2 separate regions of the Mus musculus genome follow, and region 1 is linked to region 2. Evidence: chromatin loops called from intact Hi-C (ENCODE). Cell type or tissue: heart. All regions are shown on one strand. Links, peaks and the distances in the headings refer to the core of each region. The heading gives the core; the rest is flanking DNA. Region 1 has its middle 6.5 kb from the start of Inhba. Region 2 overlaps Sugct (succinyl-CoA glutarate-CoA transferase).

Evidence for each region. Peaks named below come from ENCODE experiments on the same cell type or tissue, not always from the same donor. Only the 100,000 strongest peaks of a DNase experiment are listed, where the experiment ranks them.
Region 1: it touches region 2 in a loop (7-fold over the local background); 17 of 42 quality-filtered maps call a loop at or near these places.

What each region holds. Positions count from the first base shown.
Region 1 is chr13:16,002,683-16,008,069 of GRCm38, reverse strand. It overlaps the pseudogene B230303A05Rik and a transcript of Inhba not described here. Among named protein-coding and RNA genes, the nearest start is that of Inhba, 6.5 kb to the left of the region's middle. In heart, for the core only: a CTCF peak has its summit at 2,354 (motif pointing left); no DNase peak of the experiment used is centred there.
Region 2 is chr13:17,430,222-17,435,608 of GRCm38, reverse strand. The region is part of intron 9 of Sugct (succinyl-CoA glutarate-CoA transferase); the gene reads left to right. Among named protein-coding and RNA genes, the nearest start is that of Gm24873, 7.9 kb to the left of the region's middle. In heart, for the core only: a CTCF peak has its summit at 2,947 (motif pointing right); no DNase peak of the experiment used is centred there.

The DNA of each region.
Region 1 (5,387 bases), core at 152-5,151, 1.4 Mb after region 2:
TCACTCAATAACTTCCTTAACTTTCAAGACACTTTTGTTTTATTAGATGCCGTTAGCTTCATGTTAGTCACAGGGAAAAAAAAATGCCCACATACACACGCACAACTAAATGTAGTCAGTTTGCTCAGCTGCTGCTGACGTCACTGCTGCCCACTAGGAGTGAGTTACTGTAATAACCCCCTTTTATTAATCATAGGCTGGAGGAAGCACAAAGTGAGTGACATCATTAGGCAAAGGACTGGCTAACTCATGCTCCAGTTTACTCAGCTTTATTATAATATTTCTCAAGTGTCATATGAAAGTGATTACCATTTCACACTTTCCCCCACCCCCCAGCCCCCACCCCCACCCCGAGCAGTCATCCCTAACCTTCGATTCACGCTCCCAGGGAAGAGTTAGGTTTTCAGATGAAGGTATGCAAGAGCCAAGTCTCAGTAAGGGACCTTATTCCAGAAAAGAATATCCCCAGAACAGCCTCTTCCTGGGCTAGAGGGGGAGGCAGTTTCTGAAGAGGACAGACTTCTGCTTCACTCAGACCCCAGTGGCAGCATCCTACTGCAGAAGACAGTTCTGGCATGTCTTCAAGGTGACCTACCTAGGTATTGCATTCTGCACATCTGAGCTCCAAAATGTGAAGATTCCACTGGGAGAGTGGAAAACATGGGTTGTTACATGGGTTGTTGAAGTGAGACTGTGTGGGGTTAAACTCAGTATTTTCAGACTTGAGGACTTCTGAAAACATCCCTGTTATCAGTAGTGCAGTTCCCCTGCCTAGAGAGTGCTGGTCACAGTGCACATCTTCCACAGATAACAATCATGCAGTATGAAGGTATCACTACAAACCCAGCACATAGAACATGACTGCTGTGTAGGCAATGTGGCCATGGGTGGTATTTTTTCTCTTTCTTAAAAAGCTTCATTGTTTAAAATGAGTGTTCTCTGTCTTTCTACATTAAACACTGGGAAGACATGCAAACATTCTGGAGCTAGGTACTGGGGTAGATTAGGAAAAGGGAAACCTAGCTGCATGCTCAGCTTACACAGTAGCTCAAATGTCATAAGCCAGCTCACATCTGTGTGGTCCAGTTCCTCATAAACTCCTACTTATCCAATAGAGAAATTCTGGAAACTGACATCAGGTGATTAAAGGGAAGAAGGAAGACAGCTCAGAAATATCCAAGGTCACTGCATCATATACTCTCCCATTTTATCTCCTCCTCCTCCTCCTCCTCCTCCTCCTCCTCCTCCTTCTTCTTCTTCTTCTTCTTCTTCTTCTTCTTCTTTTGATAAGTTCTCACAGCACATGCTGAGCTTGACCTTGCAACCTTGCAATGCTGCTGCTTCCACATCCAAGTTCTTGGATTAGAGGAATGTACTACCACATCCAACTTGTGTTTTCTCTTGACTATACATAAACTGTCTGACTGTCCCCATGATGATGGGGAAAAATGTTTTCCCATAATCTGAGTTGTTTTTAAGCTCACAAACAGGCATCTAACAGGTGTTATTTATAGAGGCACTCACTCATTCCCTTATTCTTTTTTCTAACCTGAGGATATTAATTCTGTAATCTGTAATACTGAGTCAAAATAAAGTTTAGTTAGGCACATATGAGAGATGTAATGGTTGAAGAAAAGAGAGGACCAGAATCCTGGGATAGTTAGATACTGATAAAAATTGACTTGACAATTGCAGAACATAATAATTAAATGAAATATGTTACTACTTGGGTCTTTTCTGGCTGAGTATCGAATCATGAGCAGTCTACAAGGAGATGGGTTCGGCTTCCAGAATGACAGGAAGGACCATCCTGAAAAGGTTACATGATAGATCAATTACACAGAGCAACCATAAGATGTTCACACCGCAAGCTTCCTTATGCAAAGAATGCCAGCACATGAAGGTGCAGGTACAGCCAGGTAACTGGGGGGCTAATTCAAATTCCTTACCTGTGCATGTGGCAGTTTTCAACCTTTCTATGGCTAAGATCATGCTTCACTTCACTCCTTTTCTGATGAAGGGGTATTCATGAATTCCAGAAGATGCTCAGCTGGAATCAGAGCAAAGCCTCTCAAAAAACAAATTATGTTTGTTAATGCTGTGACTAAAGGAAGTGCCCATGGGGTCACTGGAAACGCATGAAAATTTCTGAAGCAGAAAACAAAACAAAACAAAAACAGACAAAAAACAAAAAAACAAGACAAACAGACAAACAAAAAGCAAAAAAACAAAACAAAACAACAAAAAAACCAAGGTGACCACCAAGGGAAGTAAATCTTAGGGACTTGGGAGAATCTTCCAGACTTACCAGGCGGTTGAGCTGTTGCTCCCTTGGAAAGGCACAGCAGCACCCTCTTCTGGTGCACTCACATAGAAGGAAACGTCAGCGCAGAGCTGAGACATCCACTCCCAATCTTTGCTTTTCAAATGACACATCGTGAATTTAAAAGTAACATAGAACATGAAAATGCATGTAAGTGTAAGAATGTGAGTCCATGGACTCTTCCTTCCCAGAATAGTCACTATTTTGATGTATGGGCAAAAGAAAATTGGGAAGGAGATGTAATTGGATAAACTGATATTGTCATCTGTCATTCATTATATGTTGACCATTTTCAATGGCCACATTTCTTGAAAAAGTAATGCCTGAAAAAAATAAAAGTAATGTCTGAAGGATAATTAATCAAATAAATTCCTTTATTTTTAAGCCAGTAAACTAACTGCAAATCTAGTTCCAAAATTTTGTAGGCACATTTTTTTATGTTCTGAGTTCATGTCTTATTATTGCTTAAGGTAAATTCCTGATGAGTTATTGGGTCAGAAATGTGGACACATTCAATATCCCCATCCGTGTTACCAAGTTACCCTCTTCCAAGTCCTAATAGTGTAAGAGTCTGGCCCCTTCACTGCGTTTCATCCTGGGTCTTAGCCTAGTTCTAACTCTCCTATCAAGATAAATCAGGTGTACGCTTTCTTTACATTTGGGTTTTTAAGGTGCTCATTAAGATTAAACATTTCATCACTCATTTGTGTGAGTTACTTTTAGGTCACTGCTATATTTCAGACTTTCATGTTTCAAATACACTGGATTATATACAATTTAATAGGAGCTTATTTTACAATTAGTAAGGAATCTTCTGCTCCCCATTGTAGTGACACCACCCCTGCAAGTTTCTTATCATTTCATTTTGCTTAGAGGATTTCAAACAAAACACCGTTTCCATTCAGACCATTCTAGTAAACTTCTTGGATGTCGAGTTTTTCCTATCAGGAAATCCAGTCGATATTCACCTGTGCTTTATTCTAACTGTTTATTTTGAATTCTATTTTTAGTCCTGAATATCCAAAGTGCATCCTGCCATGCCGACCAAGAGATTCATAGCAACCTAAATATGTAAACTCTAGCCTTCTGTATATGCCCTTACTGAAAATTTGTCATTTAATAATGATAAATCATTAAATAGTATTTATTTATAACTGCAGTAATTTTTCTATTTATAAAAAAATTGTTTTAAAAATGCTTTCTTCTGTTCCATTTTTGACACGTGTTTTTGTTTGTTCCTACAGTCTTCTCCAATGTGTAATAAATTGTTGGTTTGAAAGGCTTTAGGTTCAAAGGTCAACTTTGTCTTTGCTATTTTGCTGAATCCTTTTCTGTTAGTGGCAGAATTTATGCAAAATACCTCAGTTGTCATTTTATTTCTTTTCTGGTGATTCGCTTCTTAAAGATTTATTTTCTTTATTTAAATTGGGGTAGTACTGTGTGCATTAAGAGTGCCTCCAAAAGTCAGAGGTGTAAGATCCCCTGGAGCTGAAGTCACAGGCATTTGTAAACCACCTAACATGGGTGCTCAGGACTACACCCTGGTCTTCTGCAGGGTCTCATTTGTAAACACTGGACAATCTCTCTTACCCTTTGGGCTCATTTTTAAAGAGTATGTCCTATTTGTTTGTTTGTTTGTTTGTTTGTTTGTTTGTTTAATGAACTTACTATCTTCTTTACCACCTTATCCTTGCTTGCTCAGGGACCAATTTTTTTTTTTTTTTTTTTTTTTTTTTTTTTTTTTTTGTGGACGAGTCAAACAATATGCAGGCTGCCCCTGACTTCAGCAGGTGCACAGTTCACCCCTATTCAAGTTGAAGGTAAAATTCAGCACTCAAATGGAAAGTGACTTTTCTTTGTATTTAGGAGCAAGTTCCAGAAGGAGGAAAAGAAAATACAAAGACTACAAAAATTCTCATGGTGGGTACCACTTTTAAAAGCATATTATCAAGTCCTTCCCCCTGTGCAGTATTCTATAGTATTCTGAAGCACTCCCCTTTGTAGTCTATAAGGAGTTTTAACAATCCTGTACTGTCCTCAAATACCAAAACATTCCCCAATGTGGTGTCTCTGATAGCTGGGCGTTTGTTTTTGTGACCCTGGGTATTGCATCTAGAGCCTCATGCTCACTGAGCAAGCCTTAGACTCTGCTCTATGTGGTCAGCCCACATTTTACATTTTACTGTGAGTCTCATTATATTTCCCAGACTATCCTTGCACTCACTCTGTACCCCCAGAGGAACCTTGAACTTTCAATCCTCTTACCCAAATCTATTGCATAGCTTAAATTGGAGGCCTATACCATCAAGCCCAGCTTCTGACAACTGTTTGATATCAGGATGGAATTCTGAGTTCAAATTTTAGTTTTTAAATACAATAGACTAGGAACATTTATTTCCAGTCATCGATGATTTTGAGACATCATCCTCTGGGTACCTATTTCTTATAGCAGCAAATGTCTTCCCTGGAGGGAGCAACGGCTGAGAGGAAGAAAAAATTTTAAGTTGCTTTTTCATGTTATTTTTATTTATTCACTTTACATCTTGCTCACTGCCCCTTCACCCCTTGTCACTCCTCCCCCTCTCCTTGTTCTCTGAGAGTGTGGAACCCCCTCTGGTATTCACTCACTCTGGCACATCAAATCTCTGTGGGGCTAGGGGCATTCTCTTTCACTGAGGCCAGGCAAGGCAGCCCAGCCCAGCTAGAACATATCCCACAGACAGGCAACAGCTTTTGGGATAGCCTCTACTCCAGTTGTTCAGGACCCATAGATCTGAGCAGGGAGGCCTAGGTCCAGCCCATGTGTGTTCTTCGGTTAGTATATGCTCTTTAGTTGGTGGTTCAGTCTCTGAGAGCACCCAAGGATCCAGGTTATTAACTCTGTTGGTCTTCCAGTGGAGTGCCTGAAGTCTGGGGAAGAAAATCTTTAAGAAAGAGACCTTGGAGCTCCATATTTAAGATGAAAATGTGAGAAGAGAAGCTTTTGAAAAATTTGAAGAGTATCCATGATTGCAGGAGAAAACTGAGCTCAGAGCTACCAGAAGGCCAAGAAAAAAGATTGGAG
Region 2 (5,387 bases), core at 239-5,238:
TAATCATGATATTTATATTAATACTTATATTACAGTATATTTCTCACTTTCCACCAAAGAAACAGAGGAAATGAGAGTTTAGGTAACTTGGTCACAGTCACAATTATGTTATAACTAGGCCTTTAACTTGGGCAGGAGGACCTGGGTCTATGACAGGACCTGGCAGATGATTTTCTGTTTTAATGTCACCTTTGAGAAAGAACTATGTGGCATTTTTCTCTTCATAATTCCCCCCTCAAGGCTGCCAAGAGCAGTTGAAGAGGCGTAAACATTTCAGTTGTTTATTCATTACAGGGATCCTTAATTATGACTTAAAAGCAAATTTCCTTCAGGAAGTCAGATTTTACATCTTCAGAATAAATCTTTTGATTGCATATGTTATAATTGTATTAGAATAGTAATTAGGTCAGTTCGTAGGGAAACAGTTCTCTCTCTCCCCCCATCATTTTAATGAAAATGCAATCTTTTAGCAATGCATGAGATTGGGTGGTTTCAGCTATTGTGAGACTCATGGCTTCTGGTTTTCAAATGGTATTTCCATAAGGTTGTAGGCTGGGGCAGGAGTCGGAGACAGAAGATCTATTTGGGACATGAGAGGATAAGCTTGAAAGAAAACAAGTAGACACATTTCCAAAAATTCCAACTTCATATCAAAGGAAGAAGTTCTCCTTTTTCTGCATTTGTTAGATTGAAATAGAGGTTCTACTGCTTGTAAAACGTATTTGTTCCAGGTTAATAATTTTGTAATAAGACAGGACTGGAAAGTGGTTTTCATGCATGTTTGTATGTTTTAGAGATTACAGAATGGTCTCCTTCTTTGTTGGAAATTGGTTGTAGGCCATAGGCTGGTAGAACTAGAAACTAAGTCTACTCTAGAGCAGAGGGAGACTTTGGTAAGAGGAGTCATGTATGGCCTGCAGGGCTCCTCTGGGGAGGAGAGATTAATTTACTGTTAAGAGACTAGGCTGTGGTGTCTGTGACCCCTCGGGCTCTTTCACAAGAGTCTCTGAGCTCTGCCTGATCTTTGGCTGTGGGTCTCTGCATCTGTTTTTCTCTGCCACTGGATGAAGCCTCCTAGGAAACAATTATGCTAGGCTCCTGCATGCAAGCTTAGTAGAGTATCATTAAAAGTGTCAGAAGTTGGCTCTCTCCTATGGAATGTGTCTCAAGTTGGACCAGTCATTAGTTGGCCATTCCCTCAATCTCTGCTTCATTTTTATCCCTGTGCATCTTGTAGGCAGGACAAATTTTGGGCTTGGCTACAGGAGGTGGCCACTTCACTCTCCATTGCCCCAGCTTCTAGGAGTCTCAGATAGGGTCAACCCCATAGACTTCTGGAAGCCTCCTCCATTCCACATCTCCCACTAGTCCCAGAGATGCCCCACACAGATTTCTGTTCTCTCTCTCAGCCTTCTCCCACACCCCTCCGCACAGCTGATCCCCATTCCCATTCCCTGTCTCACTCCTTCTTCTACCCAGGTCCCTCTCTCCATCTGCCTCTGATATCTATTTTATTTCCCTTTCTGAGTGAGATTCAAGCTTCCTACCTTGGGCACTCCTTATTACTTAGTTTATTTTGGGTCTGTAGATTGTATCATGGTTATCCTGTACTTTATGGCTAATGTCCATTTATAAGTGAATACATACCATGTGTGCATTTCTGGGTTTGGGTTACCTCACTGAGAATGATATTTTCTACTTCCATCTATTTGCCTTCAAATTTCATGATGTTGTTGTTTTTAATAGTATTCCATTGTGTATATGTACCACATTTTCTTTATCCATTCTTCAGTTGAAGGACATCTAAGTTGGTTCCAGTTTCTGGCTATTACCACAAAAAGGTCTACACAGTTAATTAACCTGGGCCCATGATAGCTCACAGAGACTGAACCACCAACTAAAGATCATGCAGTGGCTCCACTTAGGACTCTCACAATTTCTAGCAGATGTGTGGGTGCCCTAACAACTGGAACAGGGGCAGTCTTTAATTCTGTTGCCCTCCAGTGGATCTCTTTCCTCTAGCTGAATTGCCTGCACAGGCTTCAGTTGGAGAGGATATTAGTCCTGCTGGGACTGATGTCCTGGGTCAGGGTAGTACCTAAGGGGGCTTCCCCTTCTCTGAGTAGAATGTGATGGAGCAATAGGAGGAGGAATTTGTGAGGGTAGCACAGGGGCCTGCAATAGGGATGTAAAGTGAATAAATGACAACATCATTTTGCTAACTTCAAAATAACAAAAAAAATACTAGACTGATAATTCTGTGTAGAGGTCAAGGTTCTTTAGAATAAGTCACACAGTTCTGGATTTGGGCAGCAGTTGGAGTTTCTGTAGTTATGCTTCTTAGAAGTTCTTAGAAATAAACCCAGAAAAATGTATTAAAATTCTGAATAGGTTTGTTACCTTACCATGGTGGATCCCTATTCAAAAACGAATTAACTTGAGTAGTGGGAGAAAAATTGAGCTCTGAAACAAGTAAAAATTAATACTAAAATTCAGTTAGGGTCTAGCTGTATATATAGTTCAGTGGCAGAATGTTTCTTTCTACGTTCATGGACTCTAGTTCCATCCCCAGTATTGCAAACCAAAAGTCTACAAGGGGTGTTTGCAATGAAAGGGAATATATATTGTATTCAGTGCTGAAGTGAATATGTATTGGAGACCTGAGCAGACAGGGAACAGCATTTATGCTGCTGAGCGGGGCTATGAAGTCGGAACACTGACAGAGTCAAGGGTCCCTTTGACCCACTTGTCTTCTGAGGGTAGGAACAGATGTGAGCTCTCTTGGGACATGGCTCCAATGAGAGGTCTAGGAATGGCAGCAGGGGTATCATCTGCGTGTTTGTTAGATGTGACAGGCTCTGGTTCACTCTTCCAGCAGAGATTCACTCTCACATTAGGCTTTGGGAATCCTTGCTCTAATTTGAATCCCCCCTTAGTCATTTCAGGAAGAGTCCACTAGATGTCACTCTTGTAACCTGGTAACGGGATTGTAAATTTCAGTTGGGCCTTGCAAGAATTTCCGACCAAGATCTTATTATTAGATGATTTCCACCCCCCTCCCCCTCAGGGCTACTGATATACACACTGATTATTTAAGGTAAAATTACCTTTCTTCTTTGGTTCAAAGTATTCATAGGGATTCCTGGAAACGATTTTCATTTTGTTGAATTACCACTGCTGTTCACTGTCTTCCCCCACCCCACTTTTTGCAGGAGTTGGTCTGTCATTATATAACCTTAGCATGGGGTATGCTGCTAATTCTTTGAGCTGAGAGAGTACTACTCTGGGCTGCACACACTAACATACAGGCTTGATCTCTGTGGAAATTGTTGAGACTAGAAAGGAATGAAGGCTGGACTGTGGAAATAGCATCAACCTGGGATGTGCTTGCTGGAGGAAGTGCCAGCCTTTCTGCGATCTTGGAATGTCTCTAGGGTAGTTTTATAAAGAAGACTATGTCTTCCCAGGAAAAAAAGTTTAACTATAATCTTGTAGGGAGTTAGTTTCAACCATGGAATGAATGTAAGCACATTTGCAGGTACAGTAACATCCTGAGGGAGATTTTATATTTTGAGAGATGTATCAGGTGCTTATGAAAGGACCTGTTAACAGCTGGTTAGGTCTGCATGTTAGAAAAGACAGTTGGACAGATTAAAGACCATGCTTTAGAAAAGCCCAGCCTGAGAAAGCTAGTTTCTTGAAATAAAACAACTACTTGCGCAGTTCTTCCTTAGTCTGATGTGGGTTTTCATCTGTTGCAACAAATGTAGCGGAAAAAGGAATAAAGTAACAGGTGTGTGTATATCTGACTGTGTTTCCTGAGCCTGTGTATTTCCTTTTATGGAGGGAGGGGCGCCTGATTTGTAACATGCATCGCTAAATGAATGAAAATGTTTACTCTAATTAATTTCAGCAAAGAAAAATGCCTATCCACCGGAAAGCAATATAGCTTTAGCTTAAATGCGATCGTCGTTTGTTGGGAAGGCAGTTGGGATGTTTCCTTCAAACTTTAAGATTCCTTCCTAGGTTGTTTATTAGGACTTGATCAATGGGAAAGGAATTAATTTTACAATATTTTTCCTAAAATAATTTTTTATGTTTTCAAAGCAGTACTTAAGTTGCAGAAAACATCCCTAAAATGGTTGTTTCCAATTGTAGCCACCATGAGAACTTTTACTCCTGTGAAGATATGGTTTTAGTTGACCATCCTCTTTCCAGTTGAATATTGCCCATCATTTCCTTTTGATTGTTACTCCTGAGGCACACAGCCGCCAAGGATAGCATCATATGAGGACGTGCTGTTTGGCTTGTAGCAGGGGCTTGGGAATTAAGTCCTTTGAAGCACTGATTCATTCTGCAGAAGATCTTCATTTATTTAATAGTTGAAAATACTGTCTGCCTCAGGGTTGTGGTGATGAATTGGCACATCAGTGTGTTGAATGTCTGTAGCATAGTGTCTGGTGTCTACTGTGTGTTTAGTATAAATACTATGTACCAAGGTACTTAACGGTACCTTTTAAAGTCATTTCTGTACCTACCCCAGCCACAGACCTATAGTTACTTGCATTTTTCAGCTGTTACAACAGCTCAACAACTGTGACAGAAGCCCCTGTTCTAATAATATACCTTTACCAAAGAGCTCCAGAATATGCATAAGTCTACTTTTTCCTCAGCCTGGGAAATGTATCCCTGAGGATGAAAGGGTGTTAGCAGGATCAGAATAGCCAAATTGAAGAGTGGTAGGAAGAAAATCAATCCTAGAACAAAAGCAGGGAGAGAATTTCTCCTTACAACCTACATTGAAATCCTAAGTGAAAATTCACTTCTGTGTTTAAAATGGTGATCCAGCTCAATATAACAGCACCTTATACCACAGGCTAGCCTATAGGACTGTTAGTAGTATATCAAGGCTAGCCTATGATCCAAATCACTTTTTAAAGGCATTTTTTATTAGATATTTTCTTCATTTACATTTCAAATGCTATCCCCAAGGCCCCCTTTACCCTCCCCCTGTCCGCTCCCCAACCCACCCACTCCTGCTTCCTGGTCCTGGCATTACCCTGTATTTGGGCATATAATCTTCGCAATACCAAGGGCCTCTCCTCCTATTGATGGCCATCTAGGCCATCCTCTGCTACATATGCAACACAGCTCTGGGGGTACTGGTTAGTTCATATTGTTGTTCCTCCTATAGGGTTGCAGACCCCTTTAGCTCCTTGGGTACTTTCTCTAGCTCCTTCATTAGGGGCTCTGTGTTCCATCCAAATAACTATTTTTAAGGTTGGCTTTAAGGAGAAAAGTAAAATGCAAATCGGAATATCCTGCTTGAATTTTTGCACAATAGATTCCTAATTGCCCCTTTTTATTGTGTTTAATATGTTGAGATA